Linked DNA regions of Homo sapiens: region 2 is linked to region 1. Evidence: read pairs that join two places in POLR2A ChIA-PET (ENCODE). Cell type or tissue: B cell. All regions are shown on one strand. Each heading gives the region's core, and the rest is flanking DNA. Links, peaks and the distances in the headings are about the cores only.

Region 1 (8,000 bases), core at 1-8,000:
CCCTAGAGAGGATGAAAAAGAAAAAACTGAGCTCCAGGGTGCCTCCCAACAGGGAAACCTGCAGGAAGAATATGAGGGGTATTTTGCACGCCACACTAGGTCAGACCTGGGGTGACTGTGGTGGTGGTGATCATACTATTAGTTGAAGTTTACTGGGCATTTGTGTGCCAGCCATCTTTCAAAGTGTTTACGTGCATTAGCTCATTAACTCCATAAGGCAGGCACTTGTAGACGTCCTGTTTTACAGACAAGGAAGCCAAGGTGTAGAGAAACCAGGTGCCTTGGTCGTTGTCACCCCACTCCACAGTGGAGGACTGCAGGCTCCAGAGCTCGCATTTGCACTCATCATCTCTGCCTTTTCTGACACCAAGCGTGAGCCCCGGCAGCACCAACGAGCCTTGCTCCCTGTTAGGGTGGCTGTGGGATGTGCGAGACTGCTCCGAGCTGGAGGAGGAGGAAAAGTGGGGCTCACTTTTGTCATCAGCCTTCTTTATGCCAACTGCTATGCGCAGTCCACAGAACATGTTATGTATGTGGTCAGTGAAATCTTACAATGAGGAACAAAGGCTCAGAGAGACCAGGTAGTTTAACTGAGGTCACATACCTGGAAATTGGCAGAGCCAGGATCCTGAACCCAGGTGTGGCATAATGAGAAACACGTATTTGATCTCTGCTTTTTCTTGGCACAAAGTTCCTGAAAGCCTTGGAACCTCCAAAATGATGAGTGACTTCTTGTATGCTAATGAGATGACTGGTACTGGCAGCTCCTGGATAGCCTCAGGATGGGAGCTGGTTGCCAGGGGAACCAACCAGTGACTAGAGACTTGGGACTTTCAGCCTTATGCCCACTACCCACGTCCACAGAGGGGAGAGGGACTGGAGGTTGATTTCATCACCAATGACTGATGACTTAATGAATCATGCCTATAAATGAAGTCTTCATAAAAACCCAAACCCCAAAGGATGGGGCCTGAGGAGCTTCCAGGCTGAACTCATGGAAGTGCTGGGAGGGGGGCATGGGGGCTCTGTGCCCCTCCCCACACCTTGTCTCAGGCATCTTTTCCATCTGGCTGCTTCTGAGTTGTATCCTTTTACCATAAGCTGGTCGTCTGTTTTCCTGAGTCCTGTGAGCTGTTCTAGCAAATCTTCAAACCTGAGAATGGGCTGGTGGGAACTCCCGATTTAAATCTGGTCAGTCAGAAGCACAGGTGACAACTTCTGAAGCACTGGCATCTGAAGTGGGGGCAGTGTTGTGGGACTGAGGGGTGTGTGCACTCCCTGTAGGCTGTGTGCTAACTCCAAACAGTGTGAGAATTGAGTTGAAGGGTAGGACACCCGGTGGGTGTCCACTGCAAATCGCTTGGTATGAGAACAAACCCCACACATTTGGCGGTTAAGAAGTATTAAGAGTAGTCTGGAAGAAAAAATGGTGTTTCCTTTTCACCAGGACTTACTGACTCTACCCTGTCACTGTGGTCCCGAAACCTCCTTCTGGAAGAGGGTCTCATGCAGGATTTTGAGTCCAGAAGGTGCCCTAAGTGGTGAGGGGCCCTCATGCTGCATCGTCCACCTGCTAGCATTTGGATTCCGACAGAGGGGAGAGAGCGAGCTCCTGGAAGGAAAACATCTCTTCCAAAAGAGCCGTCTTCAGGGGAGCTGGACAAAGGGGACAGCCTGCCCCGCATCCCTGAGTAGGGGCTGCCAGCTGAGAGCGTGCTCATCAAGCTTCCAGTGTGGTTCTGAACCCTTCACTGGCTGCCTCCCTCAGTCATCGTCCTGTCCCTTAACCCTAGGATTGCTCTGCCAGCCCCCAATTCAAGGATCCAATGATCCTGTCTCCCCAATCCCAAAGCCCTTGACATGTCACTCATCACAGCCCACCCTGTCAGAATGTGTAGGAAAGGAGAGGAGGGGAAGGTACTCAGCTGTCTAAGGTTCTCAGGTTTACAGCTTTTTGTATATTTACGAGCCTCAGGGCTGTCTTCTGCACCTTATGTCTTCTGCACAGTCTGGGTGAAGGGAGGAGAAGAAGAGACAGGAGTCGCATGATTCTTATAACTGACTCATCAACGTACACACTTAAAAGACATCAGCGGGAAAAACCTTAGAGAACAATCACATACTCCTAACCTTTATTCCAGATGTGAGCACATGGAGGCCAGAGAGGTGGTTTGCCCACAGTGTGACATCTCCAAACTCTGATTCCGTGCCACCTCCCTGAGTTAATGCTTAACTCCAGTGTCAGGCCTGGGGCAATTTCCCAGATTTTTTTTCCTGAGAACATCAGTGCCAGCAGCAATTCTAATGTGGTGGACTGCCAGATAAATATCTATCCCAACGTTCACTCGTTCCTTCTTTCCTGGTAATGAAATCCCCCATATGTGCAGGCACTACTTTCCCAGGCTCCACTCTGGCTCGGTGGCCATGGGGTAAATTTAGGCCAAAAGCTTTTGGCAGAAGTTACAGGTATTAACTTCCAGGAACTCTCTCTTTTAAAAAATCGAGGTAAAATTCACAACATAAAAATTGCCATTTAAACCATTTTAAAATGTACAATTCAGGGGCATTTAGTACACTCACAATATGCAATTATCTCCACTATCTAGTGGCAGAGCTTTTTCATCACTCCTCAAAGAATCCCCCAACTCCATTAGCAGGAACTCCCCATTTCCGCCTATCCCCAGCCCCTGCCAACCCCAACTCTTTCTGTCTCTGTGGATTTGCCTATTCTGGGCATTTCTTTTTCTTTTTTTTCTTTTCTTTTTTTTTGAGATGGAGTCTCCCTCTGTCGCCCAGGCTGGAGTGCAGAGGTACGATCTTGGCTCACTGCAACCTCCGCCTTCCGGGTTCAAGTGATTCTCCTGCCTCAGCCTCCTGAGTAGCTGGGATTACAGGCATGCACCACCACGCCCGGCTAATTTTTTTGTATTTTTAATAGAGACAGGGTTTCGCCATGTTGGCCATCCTGTTGTCGAACTCCCGACCTCAAATGATCCGCCCACCTCAGCCTCCAAAGTGCTGGGATTACAGTCGTGAGCCACCTCGCTCGGCCCTATTCTGGGCATTTCATAAATTAACAAATGGAACCACACAATATGTGATTTGGGTCTGACTTATTTTACTTAGCATAATGTTTTCAAGGTTCGGTCATGTTGGAGGATGCATCAGTAGCTCATTCTTTTCTTATGGCTGAATGAGAGTCTATTATATGAATATTCCATGTTTTGTCGATGCATTCATCAGCTGATGGACATCTGGGTTGTCCCTACATTTTAGCTACTGTGAGTAGTGCTGCTATGAATGTGCACATGGTAATATTTGTTTGAATACCTGTTTTAAATTTTTTTTTTTTTTTAGAAAACCTCTTTATATAAACAGTTGGCAAATGCCCTTTGCCTGTTTTCTTCCTCTTCTTCCATTCTGCTGTCTGGAGTGTGGGTGTGACAGGGACAAGCCTCTAGCGGACATCTTAGACCATGCAGGGCCATACGTACCCTAGCGATGGTGGAGAGGAGACTGGACAGAGCTAGGGCCTGAGGATGGTGCCACCACCTGGCCTGCCCAGAACTGCCTGGTTCCAGGCCTTTCGTGTAAGGAAGAAATAAGCTTCTGTCTTATTTTTCTAAGCTATTGTTTTTTGGGGGGGTTCACTGTTAATCACAGCCAAACATAATCACAAATATGTTAATATAACCCCTGCCCATTTATTCTGTGGTCCCTCTTTCACATGAAAAGCACAGAGAAAGACTCCAGACTGTGAAAGGGAAGTTGCTAGTCAGCCGTCTCAATCCTTGTCAGCCTGGCTGTATAATTGAATCACCTGCAGCACACGGGTGAGAATGACTTGGTCGCTGGGTGTGTGATGGGGCTCCCATCTCCTGTTCCAGGGAGGACCACACCACAGAGGGGCTGACAGGGGGCCCAACATGGAGTGATGCTACTCTAGTGGCTGGGACTATCCCTAGCCCCCAACCAGACTCTACTTCCCACACCTTTTCTCTAGACATAGATGCATTTTTATTTTACAGAAGTCTAGAGTTAATGAGGGCTGACAGAAATGCTAAAAAGTGGCTGGGCACGGTGGCTCACACCTGTAATCCCAACACTTTGGGAGGCCGAGGCAGGAAGATCACCTGAGGTCAGGAGTTCAAGACCAGCCTGGCCAACATGGCAAAACCCTGTCTCTACTAAAAATACAAAAATTAGCCGGACGTGGTGACACATGCCTGTAGTTCCAGCTACTTGGTAGGCTGAGGCAGGAGAATGGCTTGAACTGGGGAGGTGGAGGTTGCAGTGGGCTGAGATCTCACCACTGCACTCCTGCCTGGGCGACAGAGGGAGACTCCGTCTCAAAAAAAAAAATGCTAAAAAGTATCTAGCTGAGTGGTTTTTAAGCTCTATTGAGAGAAGCCAAATCAAGAAATCTATCTAATAGTCTTTACATACATGGATCTGGAACTGACACAAGGTTTCACACGGCTAATGCTTACTATGTATCAATATACTCTGATATTTTCTCTTCTGCTTTTTTTTTTTTTCTTAATGGCTGGTCACAGTCCACTAAACTGATTTCACAACCTGCTAATGGATGGCAACTGGCAGCTTGAAAAACAGTGATGTAATCTAGTATGCCCACATGACAGGTCAGAAAGCTGAGGCCCTGAAATGGGAAGCCATCTCCCCTTCATGAAAGGGGAAGTCACGGAGTTGAAGCAGATCTTAGCCCAGAAGCCGGGTCTCAGATCCTGGTCACCGACAGGCTGTGAGTCATCCCACTTCCCACCCCTAGACACTGGGAACATCTTTAGCTCCTGGCTGGCCCCTCCTCTGGCTCCAAGGACACACGTGCTTTCCTGCTCAGCACCCATCTCTCTCTCCTTTCTCTCTTTCTAGCCTGTGTCATTTCCTTTTAACTTCCCCCACATATCATGACATTTTCAAGCTCTGTGCAGCACAGGTGGCACAATTTCTTGGCATTCAGGGAGAGTAAGGGGCTGGTGAGGATGAAGAGAAATGAGCCCCAGATTGGTGCCTGAACCGGTGAGAGGCCCTGAGCAAGGGTCTCAATGTCTCTGAATTGTACTTTTCTCACCTGTAGAAGAGGGACAGTGAGACCTGGAACATCTTCTCTCTTAGGGTTATTGTTGGGATTCAACATATACCCATCACTAGCACCGGGGCCCCCAGAGATTGGGGGAAACTAATACTGTTGGGATCCCATATGTAATGGCAAAAACAACCCAAGAGCAGAAGAGGCTTTGAGCTTTTAATGGGCTGCTATTGAGGACCTCTTATGTGTCAGACACTGAGCTAAGCATTTCACCTGCGTTATGTTTTTTAATAGTCACGAAATACTGACTATCAAAATGGTGTTGCTGTCCCCATTTCACAGATGAGGGCTTTGGAAGTCCAGTCAGGTGAAGTCACTTACTCAATATCAAACACTCAGGCAGAGGCTGGACTCAAGCCCAGACTGAAAGTCAATTTTGCCTGACCAGATATGACCCCAAGCTGCCGCCCTGTAGCCAACCAAGGCAGCAATGACTTAGACACAGGTCCTGGAGGGGCCATCCACAGCCTACTCCCTGCCTAGACACCCTATGGTCAGGGCAAAAGGAGAGGACAGAAGGACTTCTCTTCCTAAGAGAGAGTTTAGAATCTCTGAGACCAGAGGCTCTCAACCCCAGCTGCCCAGAAGAATCACCTGGAATGTTCTATTGGTCTGAGACCCATCCCAGGCAAATTCAATTAGAATCTTTGGTTAGGGATGACACTGGCATTTTCTTTCTTTTCTTCTCTTCTCTTCTCCTCTCTTTTCTTTCTTTCTTTCTTTTTTTCTTTCTTTCTTTCTTCTCTTTCTTTCTTTCTCTTTCTATTTCTTTCTCTTTCTCTTTCTTTTCCTTCCTTCCTTCCCTCCCTCCCTCCATTCCTTTCTTTCTTCCTTTCTTTCTTTATTTTTTTTTTAAATGGAGTCTCTCTCTGTTGCCCAAGCTGGAGTGTAGTGGTGTGATCTCAGCTCACTGCAACCCCTGCCTCCTGGGTTCAAGCAGTTCTCTTGCCTCACTGTAACCTCAGCCTCCCAAGTAGCTGGGACTACAAGTGCGTGCCAGCATGTCCCACTAATTTTTGTATTTTTAGTAGATGAGATTTTGTCGTATTGGCCAGGCTGGTCTCGAACTCCTGACCTCAGATAATCTACCCGCCTTGACCTCCCAATGTGCTGGGATTACAGGCGTGAGCCATTGCACCCGGCCAGCATTTTCTTTAAAGCTTTCCTGGTGATTCTAATGTGCAGCAGGGACTGAGACCTCACTACCTTAGGCCCGTTTATCATCTACACTTATAAAAGCTCCTTCACATAAATTACCTGACCAGAGCCACCCGGCAGCTATAGGAAGGAGGCAGGGGAGGAGTCGCTGTCCTCTTTTTACAAATAAGGAAAATCAGGCTGAGGGAGGGGAAGGCTGACTCCTTCTGACTCCCATCTCTCAGCTCCTACCAAGATCCTAGGGCCTTGTGCCCTCCACTGCTAAGCGAGATTTCCTAACTTCAGCACACACCCCAGCCTGGCACGTGGGCCCTGGGGAGGAGAATGATTGCTCCATCTGCAGAGACAGCCCTGCGGGGTGGAGCCGCATGAAGTTACTTGAGGTGAACAAGGGGAGTGCTCAGGCATGAGGACTTTGGACTTGGGAATGGATGAAGCGGGAGTGGGGAGGACTTGTGCTGAGGCGCTTAATGGAGAGGGTCCCCTGGGAATCGCCCCTGATTAGAAAATGTAATTCCTCTCATAGGGTTTTTCTTAAGTCCCCCCAAGACAAGGAGAAAACAGGCTCATGAAAAAATTTCCAGGTAATCGTAAGCACCCATGAGGTGGATACTGCAATAACCCCATTTTGGAGATGAGGAAACTGAGACACACAAGTTAAGTGACCTGCCCAAGACCACTCTTCTCGTAAGGGGCAGAGTGGAGCCTTGATCCAGAGAGCACCTCTGAACCTGCACTCTTAACCCATCAGCTATCCTGTAAGGAATCCTACAGGAACAAACGCTGAAATACGGGCAGCTGTCATTCCCGGTGGAATGAAGCTGCTCATGGGCTGTCTCTAAGGAACAGGGAGTAGCCGCTGTCCCAGGTGGAAGAAGGCCATGGAGCCGGGCAGACAGGAGGCAGCTGGTCCTCATTTCAAACAATGAGCAGCTGGAGTCACAAGACTCTGAGCCCAGAGGGGCCATCTCCTTTTCAGAGAGAGAGAGAGTAGATATTGCCTTGGTCCCAGTGCCAGACACAAAAATATGAGGAGGGTCCAGGAAGCACCTAGAAGATTTACAGAAGAGAAGGAGGCCAGAACCCAAGAGCAATTCCTGACCGCTTCCATGGGAGGAGGGGCGACTGGTGTCCCAGCTCCAAGGAGAACGGTTTGGTGGTAGACCCAGACGCTGGGAATGGTACAGGTCCTTTGGGGGTGGAGGAAATGAGGCCTTGAGATGGGAAGTCCCTGAAGCCAAGGCCAGTGCTCTGCCTGGAAAAGTAGTTGGCAAGAAAGCTCACTGCCCCAGAGGGACAGAGCCATTAGTCCCCAAAACAGAGGTTCTGGTCATTTGCAGGCAGAAGCCTGTGGTTCAGGTGTGTACCCTGAGAACTCTGCCACTAACCCAGGGCTTCCAAGTGGCTTTGGGGATGGGGAATCTTGCCTCCCCTCCACACTGGGGCCCTCCTCTGTGCTCACAAACTGCTCTCCCACCCACTCTGGGGATGCCAGGCCACTTGGTGCGGATCACTGCCAGGCCTTCCTCCACTACCTTCATTTCCAGCCACAGCCCAGGCTGCCTTCTCCACCAAGGGGTGGAATAATGGAACCCCTTCTGATTGCAACAAGAACCTTAAATTAGGAGCTGGACACAGAGTCCTCTCAAAGCAGCACACCTGTCATCCCGATAGTCCCCTGGGTCACACCTGCTCACACTGACATTTATTTTCCTGTTCCCTCTGCCCTGCA
Region 2 (17,064 bases), core at 3,499-11,498, 69 kb before region 1:
ACTTTTTTGCCCTTATAAAGAAATTTAATTGTTTGCATGTATTTTTGTGTGCTTCTATGATGGGACAATTTCTGCCAAGTGAAATTGTTGAGAGGAGCCATTCTTCAAGACAGCAATTCCATGTGCAGGAATTTGTCCGACAGATGGATCCAAAAGTGTGGAAAGATTTAAGTACGAGGATATTTATTGCAACATTAATTATAACAGAAAGAGTGAAAACTCTCCTGTCTTCATTAATGGGATAAATTATGATCTATCCATGTAATAAAATACTATGTAGCTATTTAAAAAGTGGAGGCAGACTGATGCACGTGGATATGAAACAGTCTCCTAGATACATTGCCTAATTAAAAACAAAAAGTAAGGTGGAAAATAAAAGGAGGTGGTAGAAACGAGAAGTCAGGGAGAAACCTAATTTTTGAACTCTTAGAAATGTTTGACTGTGGGTATATACTACCTTTCAAAAACATTATTATTATTATTATTTAAAATAACAAGCCAGGCATGGTGGTGTGCACCTGTAGTCCCAGCTACTTGGGAGGCTGAGGTGGAAAGATACAGCGAGCCCAGTTTGGGTCCAGCCTGGGCAACGTAGCAAGACTCTGTCTCTAAAAACAAATAAACAAGCAAAATTATGATATATTTTGCCAAATTTCCCTCTAGATACATACGTATCCTCAAACCACCATTTTTATTCTGTGGCACTCCTCATTCCAAAGGCCCTGTGGCTTCTCACTCCCAACAAGGTCCTAAGTTCAAACTCTTTATGGTGGCCTCCAATGCCTTTTGCAATACATTTTTTTTTTTTTTTGAGATGGTGTTTCACTCTTGTTCCCCAGGCTGGAGTGCGGTGGTGCGATCTCGACTCACTGCAACCTCTGTCTCCCCGGTTCAAACGATTCTCCTGCCTCAGCCTCCCGGGTAGCTGGGATTACAGGCACGTGCCACCATGCCCAGCTAGTTTTTGTATTTTTAGTAGAGATGGGGTTTCACCATGTTGGCCAGGCTGGTCTCGAACTCCTGACCTAAAGTGATCTGACCACCTTGGCCTCCCAAAGTGCTAGGATTACAGGCAGGAGCCACCACGCTTGGCCAGCAGTACCATCTTAATTTATCCCAAGTCTCTTTGTTGCTCTTCATGAATACTTGGCCTCACACAGGCTCAGCAGCACCCCCCCAGAATACCCCCAAGTCCACCATGGCATGAAGATGCTGAACAAGCTACTTCCAGAAATCATGTTCTTCTATCCTATGTGCTCAAGTAGGAGACCACAGCCAACAGTCAGAGTCATGAATCTAAAGTTTAGTAGGTTCCTGGCATGTAGTAGATGCTCAATGTATGAATGTTTAGATGGGTTACCTGTGTTTAGATGGTTGCCTCAGATCTTGGCTCTGGAGTCAAACTGCCTTGGTCAAATTTCAGCTTCATCACTTAGTTCTCTATTGGCAAATAAGTTAACCTTTCTAGGCCTCAGTTTTCTTATGTGTAATGTGGGGATAAAAGTAGTGCCTACCTCAAAGGGTTGTTGTAAAAATTAAATGTGAATATATGTAAAGCACTTAGAACACTGCCTGGCACACACCCAACAAATATTAGTTGTAATTATTTTTACTTTCTTCTTTTTATTTTCTGTATTGCTTTACTTTTCTATACAAATCTGTATTATCTTTAAAGTCAGGGGAAAGAATAAAAATTTCTCATTCATTTTGCCCCTTTTTCCCGTCCTAAAAACTGAATTCCAGCTCCACGTCCTTCCAGGAAGCCTGATTGCCATAGTCTCCAGGGGTCTTGACTGCTTGGAGCTCCTGGGCATGTCCATCATCTGTCCCTCTGTCTGTCCGTCCACGAGCCTCACACTGCAGTGGCTTGTTTCCTTCCCACCACAGCCTCCTTGATGAGGATGTCTTGAGGGATTCAGGTCTCTCTGTCCTCCCATCTGCTCCCCAGCACCATGCCCTAAATCCAGTGAAGAGGAGGTCGTGCTAAAGCACCCTGTCCTTTGGGGAGGAGTTCAGAGAAATAAGGGTCTCTTGATGGGGAGTGAGGATGGAAGAGAGGCTTTCTCCAGGGAGCCAAGCACAGATGCCTGGGCAGGGCCCCTCCCCTTTGATCTGTGATGAGTTGTTCACATGCTTAAGACACCAGTAAAGTGTGGATACCAAGCAGTTTTTTTTTTTTTTTTGAGGCAGGGTCTTGTTTTCTCCCAGGCTGGAGTGCAGTGGTGTGATCTTGGCTCACTGCAACCTCTGCCTCCTGGGTTCAAGCAGTTTGATTCTCCTGCCTCAGCCTCCTGAGTAGCTGGGATTACAGGTGTGCACCACCACGTCCAGCTAATTTTTTGTATTTTTAGTAGAGACGAGGTTTCGCTCTGTTGGCCAGGTTGGTCTCAAACTCCTGGCCTCAAGTGATCTGCCCAAAGTGCTGGGATAACAGGCTTGAGCCACCGTGCCTGGCCTGAATTTTAAAAAATATTTTAACATTAAAAAAAAAAAATCAAAGGACTCACCTTGGGAAAATAAAAACTGTGTTGTGTTTACTTAATTTCAAGTTTACTTTTGTTTTAATTATATGGATTGGAAGGGCACCATGATTTTTTTCAGGACTCAAAGCATCTCCCTAGCCCTGAATGTACAGTGGAATTTTCCAGAGGCTTCATGATATATAATGTTTAAAAAATTGAATACAAAAGCAGCTATGAGAATCCAGCTGTTCTCTGTTAAGCCTGCCATTTAGTTAAAGAAATTTGCAAAAAAAAATTTATATCTAAAACAATGCCACTCATACTAATGTTATTTTTGTTCTTGGAAAGTACAGTTATTTTTCATAAATACATGTTGTATGTGTTAAGATGCAATAGGTTTTTTAGTTTCTAAGTGAATTAATGCATACATTTTTGTAAGTTTCTCATTGTTAGCTTCCAAATCAGTAAAAAAAAAACTATAGATATAACCCACATAAGCAAGTGCTCTTTGGCATCTCAATAATTTTTAAAAGTGTAAAGGGGTCTTGAGCCCCAAAAGATTGAGAACTGCTGGCCTAGAGTGCACTTCCCCTCTAGGATTCCAGGTCTGTCCCTTAAGAGAAAACTTCAGACTGACCCAAATCACAGGGGAGGGAGCCTGAGGCTGTGGACTCAAGTAAAGATGAGGCTGAGGGCCAGAAAAATCCAGAGCAGCTGTGCCCTGTGGGTGGCACCCCAGGCCTCTCTGCTGCTTGGAACCCCCATATCCAGAGCCCCGTGGGTCCAGCAACCACAGACCTGGTACCGCCCATGGGTGAGTTCCAAGGGCCAAGCAACCAGCTGGACACAGGATCCCCTGTGCACTCTGGCTGGGAGTCACCTGTGTTGTTTTGGGAATTCATCCTCACAAGACAATGAGTTAGAACAACCTATCACAGCTAGACCTGGACTGGTCGGGCAGCAGGGTGTCCCTTCCCCTCTCTGGGCCTCTGTTTACCTGGCTATAAAATGGAAGATGATACTGCTCCCTCTCACCCTTGGGCAAAGTCATCGGGCAACTAATAAAAGACTGTGAAGCTCTAACTCACCTCTACATCACCTCATCCTTAGGACCATGCCTGTAGCCGGTGACATAGGTGATAGGCAGCTGGCGTTCATGCTCTTGCAGGGAGGTGCTCACCCAGTTGGAAGGCAAGATGCTCTAGTACTGTCATCAGCAGACCTTGTCCTTGCCCACCTTATGTGGGCCAGAGCTGTGTGGCAAGCCTGGAGGTAAGAGGTGGCCTCATCCCTGTCACCTGTGTCCTATTGTGGCCTCGTCTGTCTTTCCATACATCACACATTGTTAGCACCTACGAGCGGCTCTGAAGCTGCAAAGACTTCAGATCTCACTGTGTCACTGCTTTGGATGCTCAGGAATCACCTCACTTATGATCCCCTCTTCATTCATTTCTTCCATTCTGCATTCATTAATTCCTGTCAAAACTCATTCAGCAAATACTTCTTCATGCTCATTAAAGGGAGAATCACTGTGGAACCTATTGAGATGTCAGCGGTTCTAACACTTTTGCTATCAACTTCTCGATGTCATCTGATTCTAGATCCTCCCCTTGGTTCAGTTCGGCTCACTCACTCTGTGATGAGGATAGTGTTTTTGAAATATTTTCAGTCATATTTCTGGTAAATTATGTTGACCTGAGGTTCCCCACCCACTGAAGCCAAGAGTCTCTGTGCTTCCGGGACAGGGCAGAGGAGACTAATTATAATGGGTCATCATCTAGCACTGACTGCCCTATCAGGTTTTTTGGTTTCTGTTTTGTTTTGTTTTGTCCTTCATAAGACAATGTTGTTTTTAAAGCTAGGCTTTGCCAAGAAAGCGTTTAGTAAACTCTTTAAGTTTCCATTAACTATCAGGATCCAGGCTTAATGAATCATAGCTCATTGTAGCCTGGATCTCCTGGGCTCAAGTGATTCTCCCACCCCAGCCTTCTGAGTAGCTGGGAGTACAGGCATGTGCCACTATGTCTGGCTAATTTTTACTTTATTTTATGTTTTGTGGAGGCAGGGTCTCGCACTGTGTTGCCCAGGCTTGTCTCAAACTCTTGGCCTCAAGTGGTCCTCCTGCCTTGGTCTCCCCATTTGTTGGGATTACAGGCATGAACCACTGTACCTGGCCTGGATACACCATTTCAGGGAAATCCTTTCTACCAGGGCACTGAGGGGAGCCCACCTGTGTTGAGTATGGGGAAGAGAAGTGAGACCAAGGAAGGAGAAGCAGGCAGATTTTCTATCTGATTTCAGCTTTCTGGGGCAAATTTCCATAGTTTCAGGAAAAAGCCAAAATTAGAGGGCTTTTGCCAACCAACCTATGGTAGGAAAAACATCAGAACAGTGGTTGCCTTTGGGGGTGGTTAGAGACAGAGATTGGAAAGGGGCATGAGGGGAGTTTCTGGAGTGATCATTTTTTCTATATTTTGATTGGAATATTGATTACATAGGCATTTATTAAAATGCAGCAAATGTACACTTTAGATTTGTACATCTCATTATATGTGAATTTAACACCAAGAAAAAAACTGTAAACAAATTTCAAACTCTAGTTAACCATAGGCATGCTGAAGTATTCAGAAGGAAGTGTACCAATGTCTGCAATTGACTTTGAAATGCACCAAAAATTTCTGGTTGGATGGATGTGTGGATGGACGAAAGGATGGATGGAAGAGTGATAAAATAAGCATAGTAAAATGTTAATGGTAGAATCCTAGGTGAGGGGCATATGGTGTTCACTATTAAATTCTTTTAACTTTGCTCTATGTTTGAAAATTTTCATAATAAAATGAAAAAAGGGTTTTTGCTTCATGTAGCATCATGTTTTCTAGCTGTCCAGTTCTTTTTATTGTTATTAATTTTTTTTTTTTTTAAGAAACAAGGTCTATGCTATGTTTCCCAGGCTGGACTCAAACTCCTGGGCTCAAAAGATCCTTCCGTGTCAGCCTCCTGAGTAGCTGGGACTACAGGCGTATGCCACTGCACACGGCTTGCAGACCCTTTTGAATGCCTTTGCTGTATTTTGCAAATTTCCAGCCTCAATAGTCACACCATCCAAAGCCAGAACACAGAAAACTCAAAGCCCAGCCTCCCTGGTAGGTAGGATGCAGGCCTGCCACATGCACTCATCAGATCAAACCCAGGCAAGCAAGACTCCAGCTCAGAAGTGTGCAATTGGATGGCATGGATTACCTGCAGGAGGCAGGTCTGTTGGCATGAATGGTGGCAGAGACCAGCTTCCATGGGGATCATGGTTTACTAGTAGCTGCAGGATGAGTTCCTGCCCCAGAGGAGCATTGGCAGAACAGGGGCAGGAGCGTTGGTAGCAGCTTCTATTTCCTCGTCAAGCCGGTTCTGAGGTTCTGGATCTTATTCCTGGAAGCTGAGTGCTCCTGATGATTCTGCGGGTCCTCCTTTATCCTTTTATAAATGCATTTTTGCAGACAGAGGAGCTTGAGAGGTAGGCCTGAAACAAGCCTCCTGTCCACGGCAGGCAGGGATCCAGAAGTTCCCATATGGTCAAGGGAGGGGAATGAAGACGCTGAAAGGACTTGTTGACCAGCAGTAGCCTGGAGTTGGGACAGAAGCCATGGAAAGTGAGGACTTCTCAGCTGGAGGCACAGGGCAGGGACCACAGCCTCCAGTGCTGGGAGCCAGCACCACATCCAGAAGGCCAGTTGTGATCAGACACACATCAACTGTCACCAATAAAGGACCAGGCGAAAGCAGACAAGTCTGTAAACAGAGAACATGTGGGTCCCAACCTCCCTCACAGAAGCCCCCATTCCAGGCTCCCTAGATGCAATCCTGGAGGAGAACAGAAGGAGGAGGAGTCTGAGAGATTAAGCACTTACGCGGCAGGGGCTGGATTATAATTACAAGACCGCTTGGACTGGAAGAGTCTAAGGTATGATTAACCCAAGTTTAAAAACGTGTTTTTTTCTGGAACCCAGCAGGACCAGGGCTCATAAAGATTAGATCAGTGATAAAAATAAAGTCATCTTTTCATTACCCATTGGAGAACTGCAGTGCTACCATTTACTGTGCACTTTCTGCGTGTCAGGAGCTGCTCTAATTTGCATTTTACCTACTACTAAGCACCAGTGTTGTTCCCACTTTTCTGAAGGGAAAACTGAGGCTCAGAAAGAATATGCATACTTCTCAAGTTCACAAAGTTGATAATGAATGGAGTCAAAAATTGAACCCAGAGAGTCTGAGTTTAGTATCTATAGTCTTAACCATGGTGCTAGCGCTACAATGGGCAGGGATGGACATGGCAGAAATACAAGGAGGTTGCCATGCTCTGGCTTTGCTGCTCCAGTTATCACTTTGTTCAAGATTCTGCACTTCATTTGGCCAACCACCAAGCCTATGTTAGTGTCTATGTGGGTGAGGCATTGTGGAAGAGTGAGGAGTTAGACCTGATCCTGCTACCAGGCATTACCTTGCTCAGAATCTTTTCATTCATTCATTTATTTCAGATGATAATGGTGGGGAAGAGGGAAGGATTAAAAATGAATAAGACACAGTTTCTAGCCTTAAAGGAACTCATTATCTATAAGAAAGAAAAACAAATACACAAAAGTGGCAGCCCATTGAAGTGGATGATTCCTAAGAAATACATTAACAGAGAGTTGTGTTAGCTCAGAGCTAGGAGAGGACATTTCCAGCAAAACTTTCCCGGGAAAAAGAATGAAAGTAATTTAATTCTGTTGGGAGAATGATGTTCTTCTTGTAAATTCTAAGTGTTTTTTAAGGAAATCAGTTGAAAAAAGTATGCTTACAATCAAATCCCCAGTCTTTCCTGTGTTTAAAGAATGTTTCAAACTCTCAAGGGAGATGAACAAGGAAGGAAAAGATGAAATGGTTAGGAGTGATAATCTTCCAGCTCTGACTGTGTCCTGGCCAGTACAGCCTGGCTCATCCTCAGGCCAGTCACTACAGAAAGCCAGACATGAATGCCGCCCCCTAAAACACAAAAATGCCTTACTGAGAGCTTTGCAGAACAGAGGAGTAAAAGGGCTTCCCGGCATAGATATTGGCGTGAACACCTGCAGTCAGTTCCTGAAGCCTCACCAGTACGGCAAGAAGGACTTCGGAAGAATCAGAGAGAAGTTAACAACAGCAAAACCTTGAAAGCTCAAAAGCAGGGGGAAGACAGGCAAATAATGAGCAGATCTGAAAAAAAAAAAAAAAAAAAAAAAAAGCTAATTCTCACCTGGCAACGAGAAATCCAGGCAGTGGTGAAAACCAACCCAATCTTCCTTTGCAGCAAGCTGAAAAGCTCTGGAATTTGACAGATACCTCTGTAGATGGAGCTTGGGATGGAGGGGTTTGTGTAAGAAAATAAGAATTGGCTGAGAGCTTATTTATGAAGTAGTGGGTCCCAGGTCCCCTCCACATTCTGTGAGCTGAATCACTGCCCCTTCCCTGGCCCAACAAAAGTCTGTGGCTTTGTTCTTCAGTGAGAGTAAAAGAGAGGGTCTCTGGGCTGAAGCACAACAAGCTCAGCTGAGGTCTAGGGTCTATGCTGAAAATGGGGTATTCAAGGGACATTTGTCTACTGGATGCTGAGACGCTGGCCCACCCACCTCCACCTGCCCACGTGCTCCACCATGATGCCGCAGCCAGGAGGAAACAGTGCTCACGATTCCGTCAGCTCCAAAGGAAAGACTTAAAGATACTGACATGAGAGTTTCCTCAGCTCCACAGCCCTGTGTAGTCACCCTACAAGGACACCCTCAAGCACACACTCAGAACTTCCAGTTTTTTATTTGTTTGCTTGTTGATGTTTGAGAAAGGGTCTCACTCTGTTGCCCAGGCTGGAGTGCAGTGGCGCCATCTCAGCTCACTCTCACCTCGACCTTCCTGGGCTCAAGTGATCCTCCCACCTCAGCCTCCTGAAGAGCTGGGACCACAGACATGCACCACCACACCCGGCTAATTTTAAAATTTTTTGTAAAGATGGGGGTCCCACTATGTTGCCAGGCTGGTCTTAAATTTAGCCTCAAGCAATCCTGCCTCAGCTTCCCAAGGCATTGGAATTATAGGCGTGAGCCACCACACCCAGTCCCAATCAGTTTTTTTAGCCCCTACTTTTAAATATCAGCAGAAAAGATTTGCCAGACATCTAAAGAAAATTTCTAACATGAAAGAGAAAGGAAAAAAAATAAACATACTAAAATAAGAAGCTCAGAGGGATCAGCCTATTTGAGGAGAAGAACATTCAGGAAAATAAACTATTCTTGATGTTTTCAGAGCTGTGAAAAAATATTGCAACCATAAAACAAGAGCGGGATATGATACAAAAAAGAAACATCCAAACCATAAAAAGCTCTAGAAATTTACAAATATGATAGTGGAAACAAAAAAAATCTCAAAGTATACAGATAAGAGAATAAAGTTGAAGCTATGGCTCAGCAAGTTGTTTAAAAAGAAAACCAAGGATGTCCAAGAGAGAAAAAGACAATCAGAAGGCCAATCCACAAGGTCAGATATTAGAGCAACAGGAGTTTTAGAAAAAATGAGAGACAGAGATAGAATAAGAGCCAGCAAGGGAGGGATGGGGTGGGCAGGGTGGGGGGAGGGGTAGTGTGTCAGCCAAAAGGGAGGAAATTATCAATAAAATATTTTAAGACAAATTTTCAGAAACAAAGGACATGACTTTTCAAATTGAAAGGAGTCACTGAATGTCAAGCATAATGGGTGATGGATGAAAATGGGCACTTACCAAGCCCTGTGAAATTACAGCCTACTGGAGACACAGAGAAGATCCTATGGGCTTCCAGAGGAAAACAACAGATCAGGTACAAACGATTGGGATTTGAGGTGACTTTGGTTTTCCCAACAATAACACTAGAGTGCAGAAAATTCCAAGGGAAAATCATTTCCATTGTAGGATTCTATACCCAGCCAAACTATAAGCCAAGTGTGAAGATAAAATGCATTTTAGACATGCAAGGTCTCAAAAGATCTGCCTTTAAGGGCCCTTTCTTGAGAAGCTGTTGGAGGATATCCTGCAACAAAGAAGGAGTAAGCTAGGTAAGAAGAAAATATGTTTGCTACATGAAACAATAGAACCAACTTAGGATACAAGTTCCAGGGTGATGCTGAAGGGAGACCCAGGATGACAGCTGACAACTGGAGGATATCCTGCAACATTAAAGGAATAAGCCAGGTAAGAAGAAAATATATTTGCTACATGAAACAATAGATCCAGCTTAGGAGACAGATTCCAGGGCGATGCTGAAGGGAGGCCCCAGAACATCAGCTGGGAATTTGGTATAAAAACCAATCAGTCCAGGGCACAACAGATCAGAAGACTCCAAGCAAAACTTCCTCAGGATGTCAAATCTGATAGAATACCTGGTGTGTCTAAAAGTCTTGAGAGGCTATTTAAAAAATTAGTGAATGTTTGGGATTGAAATAGTAGTGGGTGTATAGAAAACTAAGCCAATATAAAGGCTAGACTTTGAATCATTAACTCCAGGGAAGGGAAAGCAAAATGTTACTGAGGAAAGGAAAAGTAAACATGATTTTACTACATGGATCAACTGTGAATTTACAAAGCTTAATAAGGTAAGCACCTGATAGTAAAGTAACCAATGTTATGACTTAACAGTACTGGGAGGATGGGAGATGGGAAGGCTATACTTGGCATGATGGTGGTAGGAATATGAGAGGGGTAAGCTCTTATTTGCCATAGGGACAGTTGTCACTATTTTTCTGGCAAATCAAGAAGTAGCAATTATTTTCCTCAGAGCATGTTATTTAGAGGTATGAAGGTAAATTTAAAAATAATTAGGTAAAAAAGTTGAATTTATCTTGTAACTTTGTGTAGCAAATTCCCACAAACTTAGCAGCTTAAAAGAACATCTATGAAAAAAGTCATTGTTTCTCAAAAGTTCAACAGAATTATCAAAAAACCCAGAAATTCCACTTGCAAGTATACACTCAAAAGAAGTAAAATTTCCAATAAGCACATGTGCAGGCATGGTTATGGTAGTAGCATTTACAATAGCTGAAAGGCAGAAGCAACCCAAATGCCCATCCTCAGATGAATGGATAAACGGTGGAATATGCATGGAGCATTACTCAGCCGAAAAGTGAGACAAAGTACTGATAACATCTTACAACATAGATAAGCCTTGAAAACAATTGTACTAAACCTTGAAAACATTATACGAAGTGAAAGAAGACAGACAAAAAGTCATATATTGTCTGATTCCTTTTATATGAGATGCCCAGAATAGGTAAAATGATACGGAAAGCCGATGGTTGCCAAGGGCTGGGTTGGAGGTGAGGAATGAGGAGGAGTTGCTTTATGGGTATAAGGTGCCTGTTTAGGGTGATGAAAATGTTTTAGAACTGTATGGAAGTCACCATTTGCACAAATGCCACTGAATTGTCCTAAATCCCACTGAATTGTTCACTTTAAAGTGGTTAATTTTATGTTATGTGAATTTCACCTCAATTAATAAAACATGTAATCTAATTGCCCAGTATTATTCTGGGTTAGTGTGTGCAGCACTCCACTAATGAGGTAGAATTATACCATGAGGTAGAATTATAACCTTATTTACTTTTTTAAATTTATTTAGGCAATTCTATTCTTTCTCTTCAATTTATACCATTCCAAAAAATGGAGTAATACGCGCCTTTTTCTTTTTTTGAGATGGAGTTTCGCTCTTGTTGCCCAGGCTGGAGTGCAATGGCGCAATCTTGGCTCACTGCACCCTTCGCCTCCTGGGTTCAAGCGATTCTCCTGACTCAGCCTCCCGAGTAGCTGGGATTACAGGCACCCACCACCACGCCCAGCCAATTTTTTGTATTTTTAGTACAGATGGGGTTTCACTATGTTGGCCAGGCTAGTCTTGAACTCCTGACCTCAGGCGATCCACCCACGTCAGCCTCCCAAAATGCTGAGCGTGAGCTATCATGCCCGGCCGTTCTTCTTTAAAAACAAAACAAATAAACAAACAAAAAAACCCTAAGAGTGGAGGAAGGGGTGTGCTTATTAGTGGTGTCTTTTGAAAATGTCCTGGGTCCTTTTAACTTGAGTTATCAACTAAATAGGACAAGTCTGTATTCTGCAGCATGAGGAAGAATATCCAGAAATCATGACCTTGTCTATGTGAAATAAGACTCTTTCTGAAAAACAAAACAAAAACACCCCATGCATTTACTATTCCACAGTTTTGGAAGGTCTAAGCTATTTAATTGGATTCTCTGCTGATGTTCTCACATGGCTGAAACCAGGCTGCTACCCAGGGCCGCTTCTCATCTGAGGCTTGGGGTCCTCTTCCACGCTCATGCAGATTGTTGGGAGAAACCGGAAGTTCTAGGACTGAGGTCTTTGTTTTTTTGCTAGCTGTCAGCTAAGGACTGCTCTCAGGTCCTAGAAGCTACCCATAGTCACTTGCCAAGTGGCTCATACAGGCTTTCTTCCAGGCCAGCTGAAGCAGGTCTCTCTGATTTCCTCTTCTGCAACCAGACAGAGAAAACTCTTTGCTTTCAAAGGGCTCACCTGATTATATGTGGCCTACCTAGAATACTTTTCCTTTGGCCATAAATGTGACATAGTCATGGGAGTGATATCATACTCATAGTTTCTATCCACACTCAAAAGGGAGGGCATTTTATAAGGACAAGGGTCATTGGTGGTTATATTAGTCAGGGTTCTCAAGAAAAACAGAGCCAATTGATTTTATTTATTTATTTATTTATTTATTATAAGGAATTGGCTCATGTGATGATGGAGGCTGACAGGTGCTAAGATATGCGGGGTGAGTCAGCAAGCTGGAGACCCAGGACAGCCAACGGTATAGTTCTACTCTGAAGCCCAGCAGGCTCAAGAATCAGGAAGAGCTGATGTTTCAGTTTGAGTCTGAAAGAAGGGAAAAGCTGATGTCCAAATTCGAAGTCAGGCAGGCAGGAGGAATTCCCTCTTGTTCAGGGGAGAGTCAGCCTTTTTGTCCTATTCTGGACTTCACCTGATTGGATAAGGGCCACCCACATTAGAGAGGGCCATCTGCTTTACTCAGTCTACCAATTTAAATATTAATCTCACCCAAAACACCCTCACAGAAACACCTAGAACAATATTTGACCAAATATCTGAGAACTCCATGGTCCAGTCAAGTTGCCACATGATATTAACCCTCATGGTGAGCATCTTAGAATTCTGCCTCCCGTAGAAAGGGAAAGAAGTAGCTACTGGAGAGGGGGCAACTGGAGGAAAAAAAAGTGGATGGGTGATGTTTTCCATGCCAACCTTGTAGAGATATTTGACTTGTACTTAGACCTGGGCCATACACCATATCCTTCCCTATAGGGTCAGGAGCCTGTGGGGACAATGGGCCATGTCCACATGGAGCCTGTGACCCCATCTTCTGTCTAGACCATGTCAGGGACCACTGAATACCCTGATCAAACAGCTCTGCGCCTGCATGTAAATTGTGAACTGGTCTCTTTCCCAGGCTAGTCCTCTTGTTGGTGGACTGAACACTGCTGTGTGTACCTCCAGATCTGAGAAATGGACCAGGGCAGCTATTTGTGATGGTACCGATAGCACTTGAACATGTTGGCTGAGGTGTCTTTTTAAAGTTAAACTTTCAGTTTTGGGGTAATTGTAGATTCACATGCAGTTGTGAGAAATAACACAGAAAAATCCCAGGTTACTGTTTACCCAGTTTCTCCCAATGGTGACACCTTGTAAAACGACAGTACAGTATCACGTTGAAATTAACATTGATACAACCCGTCAACCTTATGCACATTTCCCTAGTTTTTACTCCTACTGATGTGTGTGTGTTTATTTGTATGCAAATATTATCACATGTGTAGGTTTGTGTATCCACCACCACAGCCAATGTATAAAACAACCCCATCACTAAAAGGATCTCTTATGTTCTTTTTTTTTTTTTTTGAGACAGAGTCTCACTCTGTTGCCCAGGCTGGAAAGCAGTGGTGTGATCTCAGCTCACTGCAAGCTCTGCCTCCTGGGTTCACACCATTCTCCTGCCTCAGCCTCCCTAGTAGCTGGGACTACAGGTGCTTGCCACCCCACCAGGCTAATTTTTTCTATTTTTAGTAGAGATGGGGTTTCACCGTGTTAGCCAGGATGGTCTCGATCTCCTGACCTCATGATCCGTCCACCTCAGCCTCCCAAAGTGCTGGGATTACAGGCGTGAGCCACCGCGCCCGGCCTCTTGTGTTCTTTTATAACCACATCAACTTCATCAACTTCTGTCCTACACTCCCTCTGTCCTACTGGCAACCACTACGCTGTTCTTCATTTCTATAATTTTTGTCATTTCAAGAATGTTATATAAATAGAAACATATAGTATGTAACATTTTAGGGTTAACATTTTTTCCTACACAGTGTAACTCCCATGAGATTCTTCCAATTGTTGTATGTATTAATAGTTTGTTCCAAATGTTGGCCAGGATGCAGAGAACCAGGATCAGTCATACATTTCCAGTGAGAATATAAAATAATACAGCGTCTCTGGAAACAGGTTGGCAGCTTCTTACAAAACTAAACATGCAATTTCCGTGTGACTCAGCAATTGTCCTCACTGGCATTTAACCTAGAGAGATGAAAACTTATGTTCACACTAAAACCTGTATATGAATGTCTATAGCAACTTTATTCTTAATACTCCAATGCTGAAAACAGCCAGTCCTTCGGCGGATGAATTGTTAAACCATGGTACATCTATACTGTGTTTCTCTATGGAGCTACAAAGAGGAACAAACTATTGATATGCATGACAAGTCAGAGGCTAGTATTATCCTAAGAGAAAAACCAGAGAAAAGCAGTAAAAAACAAACAAACAAACAAACAAAACTGGGGTAGTGCTTTCTTTTTTACTTCCTGCAGAAACCCGAGCCACCTTCAGTTGCTATACTGGGGCTGGGGCTGGGTAACCTTCCTCTGTTGGGTGTGAGCTGTAAGATGCTTGGCTGCTGTGTTGTTCCTCCAGTCCTGGGATCTCTAACCAGTTCATCTTCTTCTTACCACCTCTCAGAGTTCTCCTTTTGTTGCCTCTTGAGTTATTTCTGGGGCTTATTGTTGTACTCAGTGGGGACAAGTGGGGTGATCAAGTCTATGATATGTTGTTTAAACTGGGAGTCCCAAGGTGTCATTTTATACTCTGAAGGGTGGCACAGAGCCACAGGTGGGGAGGAAGATAGAGATGATCTAGGGCCAGGGGTAGGGAGCTTTTTCTACACTATTATTTATGAAACAAAATTGGAGCTGTCTAAAATTTACACTGAGTCTTCTAGGTCATTTTGAATATACATATTTGTCAAGGCTGGAGTAGACAATGCATATTTTTTAGCAGCTTATTAACATGACTTATGACTTTTAAATATTTGCATACCAAATTCATAAAACTCCGTTTCTACTCCTGCCCCAGCCTGGCAATTGCTAAGGGCAGGCCTAGTAAGTGTGTAAGTCATTAATAAAAAGTAAAAATAAAAATACTTTCTTTAAAAGGGGGAAAAACATTTTCTCGTTTCACCTTTTAGTAAGCTGATTAGAAAAAGTGAACTTCGGGGCCAGGCATGGTGGCTCACACCTATAATCCCAGCGCTTTGGGAGGCTGAGGTGGGAAGATCACTTGAGACCAGGAGGTCAAGCAATGTGCAGCATAGTGAGGCCCTGTCTCTAAAAAAAATTTTTTTTTTTTAAATTAGACAGGTGCGGTGGTGAGTGCCTGTAGTCCCAACTACTTGGGAGGCTGAGGCGAGAGGACTGCTTGAGCCCAGGAGTTCAAGGTTACAATGAGCTATGATGGTGCTACTGCACTCCAGCCTGGGCAACAGAGTGAGACCCTGTTTCTAAAGAAAGAAAAAAGTGAACTTTATTTTTATTTCATTTTTTCTTTGCATGTTTTTGAAAGACTCATGAGGAATATGACGGGTGGTCCACTTGGAGAATGAGGCCTGGTGTCAGTTCAGAGCTGGGTCTGGCTTCTCATAAAAGATAGATATTATTGCTTAGTATGATGCTAAGAAAAAGTGGGCAGTTGCCTTAAAGAAATATATTAAGTAACAAAATTAAGTAAATAGAATATTCTAGGGCCATGGAAGAATAAGAAGCACAAGGAATCTGCCTCCTCACCTAGGCAACAATTGAACTGCCAGACTCTGTCTGATATAACTATTTTGAAACTCTGGAGTCTACCTAAGGCTTGTAAATGCCAAGAGAAGGTTTGGATGGTAAATTGCAATTAATTTTACTAAATTTTAGCTTTTAGTGCAGTAGCAACTACCCATTCTCCATGGTAGGAAACTTTGCACACATTCTGGGAGCAGCTTAAAAGAGCCAGAGTGGGCAAAAGGGACCCTGTCCTCCAAATATCAGGAATCTGTGCTCTGATTGCTGATTGCTGCTTCTAATCACAGAGATGCAGCCAAAAAGGTGGCAATCATTGTTGTTACACCTCCCCTCATTGCTGCAAGCCCCTCTCCCTCCAGCTGAAGCAAATTCCAGGGTACTTAAAGGGGTGGGACATCTGACTTTCCCTTCATTTTTCTGTTTTTGTGCTTTTGGGGACCAGATATTAGACACTAGGACATTCAAAAGCAACTGTATTCATGGAGGAAATTAAAAAACGACTGCACATGCTCCCAAAAGGGGCAGGCTCAGCAAAGACCCGATACAACCTTAAATTTATGCCTTAGGCTGATTTTCAGCACAGAGACGGTCTATAAGAAAAAAAATCAAAAGCCATAAACAAAACAAAAAAACTGCAAACTCTGGGTAAGGGGGAATTGGATTTCCAGAGTTACCACATTGTTAGATTCAAATGTCCAGTTTTCAACAAAAAATTACAACGCACACAAAGAAACATGAAAGTATGGCCCACTTAAAGGAAAAAATAAATTAGCAGAAACTGTTTCTGGAAAAGGCTTGATCTACTGGACAAAGACTTTGGAATAACTGTCTTAAAGATACTTAAAGAACTAAAGAAAAATGTAGTGAAAATAAAGAACAAATGTATAAATAAAATGGAAATATTAATAAAGGAGATAAAAACCAAAAGAGAATCAGAAACTCTGGAACTGAAAAGTACAAGCAAGAAAATAAAAAACATTTGATAGAGGGATTGAAAAGCAAATTTGAACAGGCAGAAGAAAGAATCAGCAAACTTGAAGACAGGACAATGGAAATTATTGAATATGGGAAACAGAAAAAAAAAAAAGATTGAAGAAAAGTAAACATAACCTAACAAACCTGTGGTGGACACCATTAAGTGGAAAAAATAAGCATTGTGGGAATCCCAAAAGGAGAAGAATGAGAGAAAGGGGCAGAGAAAATATTTTAAGAAATAATTGCTGAAAACTCCCCAAATTTGATGAAGATATGAATATAAACATCCAAGAAGCTCAATGAACTCCAAGTAGAATGAACTCAAAGAGACCTACACCAAGACACATTAAAATCAAACTCTTAAAAATCAAAAACAGAAAATCTTAAGAGCAGCAAAAACCAAGCAACTTCTCACATACAAGGGAATCTCAATAAGATTAAAAGTAAA

What was found. ChIA-PET counts read pairs that join two places held together with the same protein. Peaks named below come from ENCODE experiments on the same cell type or tissue, not always from the same donor. Only the 100,000 strongest peaks of a DNase experiment are listed, where the experiment ranks them.
Region 2: POLR2A ChIA-PET joins it to region 1 with 8 read pairs; 4 of 35 experiments call an interaction of 5 or more read pairs at or near these places.

The regions. Positions count from the first base shown.
Region 1 is chr20:2,298,070-2,306,069 of GRCh38, reverse strand. All of the region lies in intron 1 of TGM3 (transglutaminase 3), which reads right to left. LOC105372503 (a long non-coding RNA gene) reads left to right here and starts at 4,553. Exons shown (of 3, transcript XR_937203.3): 1 at 4,553-4,762. RefSeq lists an enhancer at 4,445-4,624. In B cell, for the core only: a CTCF peak has its summit at 5,957; a DNase peak (open chromatin) is centred at 4,659; H3K4me3 peaks cover 400 bases; H3K27ac peaks cover 1,732 bases; H3K27me3 peaks cover 588 bases.
Region 2 is chr20:2,361,192-2,378,255 of GRCh38, reverse strand. No RefSeq gene overlaps it. Among named protein-coding and RNA genes, the nearest start is that of TGM6, 11 kb to the left of the region's middle. In B cell, for the core only: no CTCF peak of the experiment used is centred there; no DNase peak of the experiment used is centred there; H3K27me3 peaks cover 1,757 bases.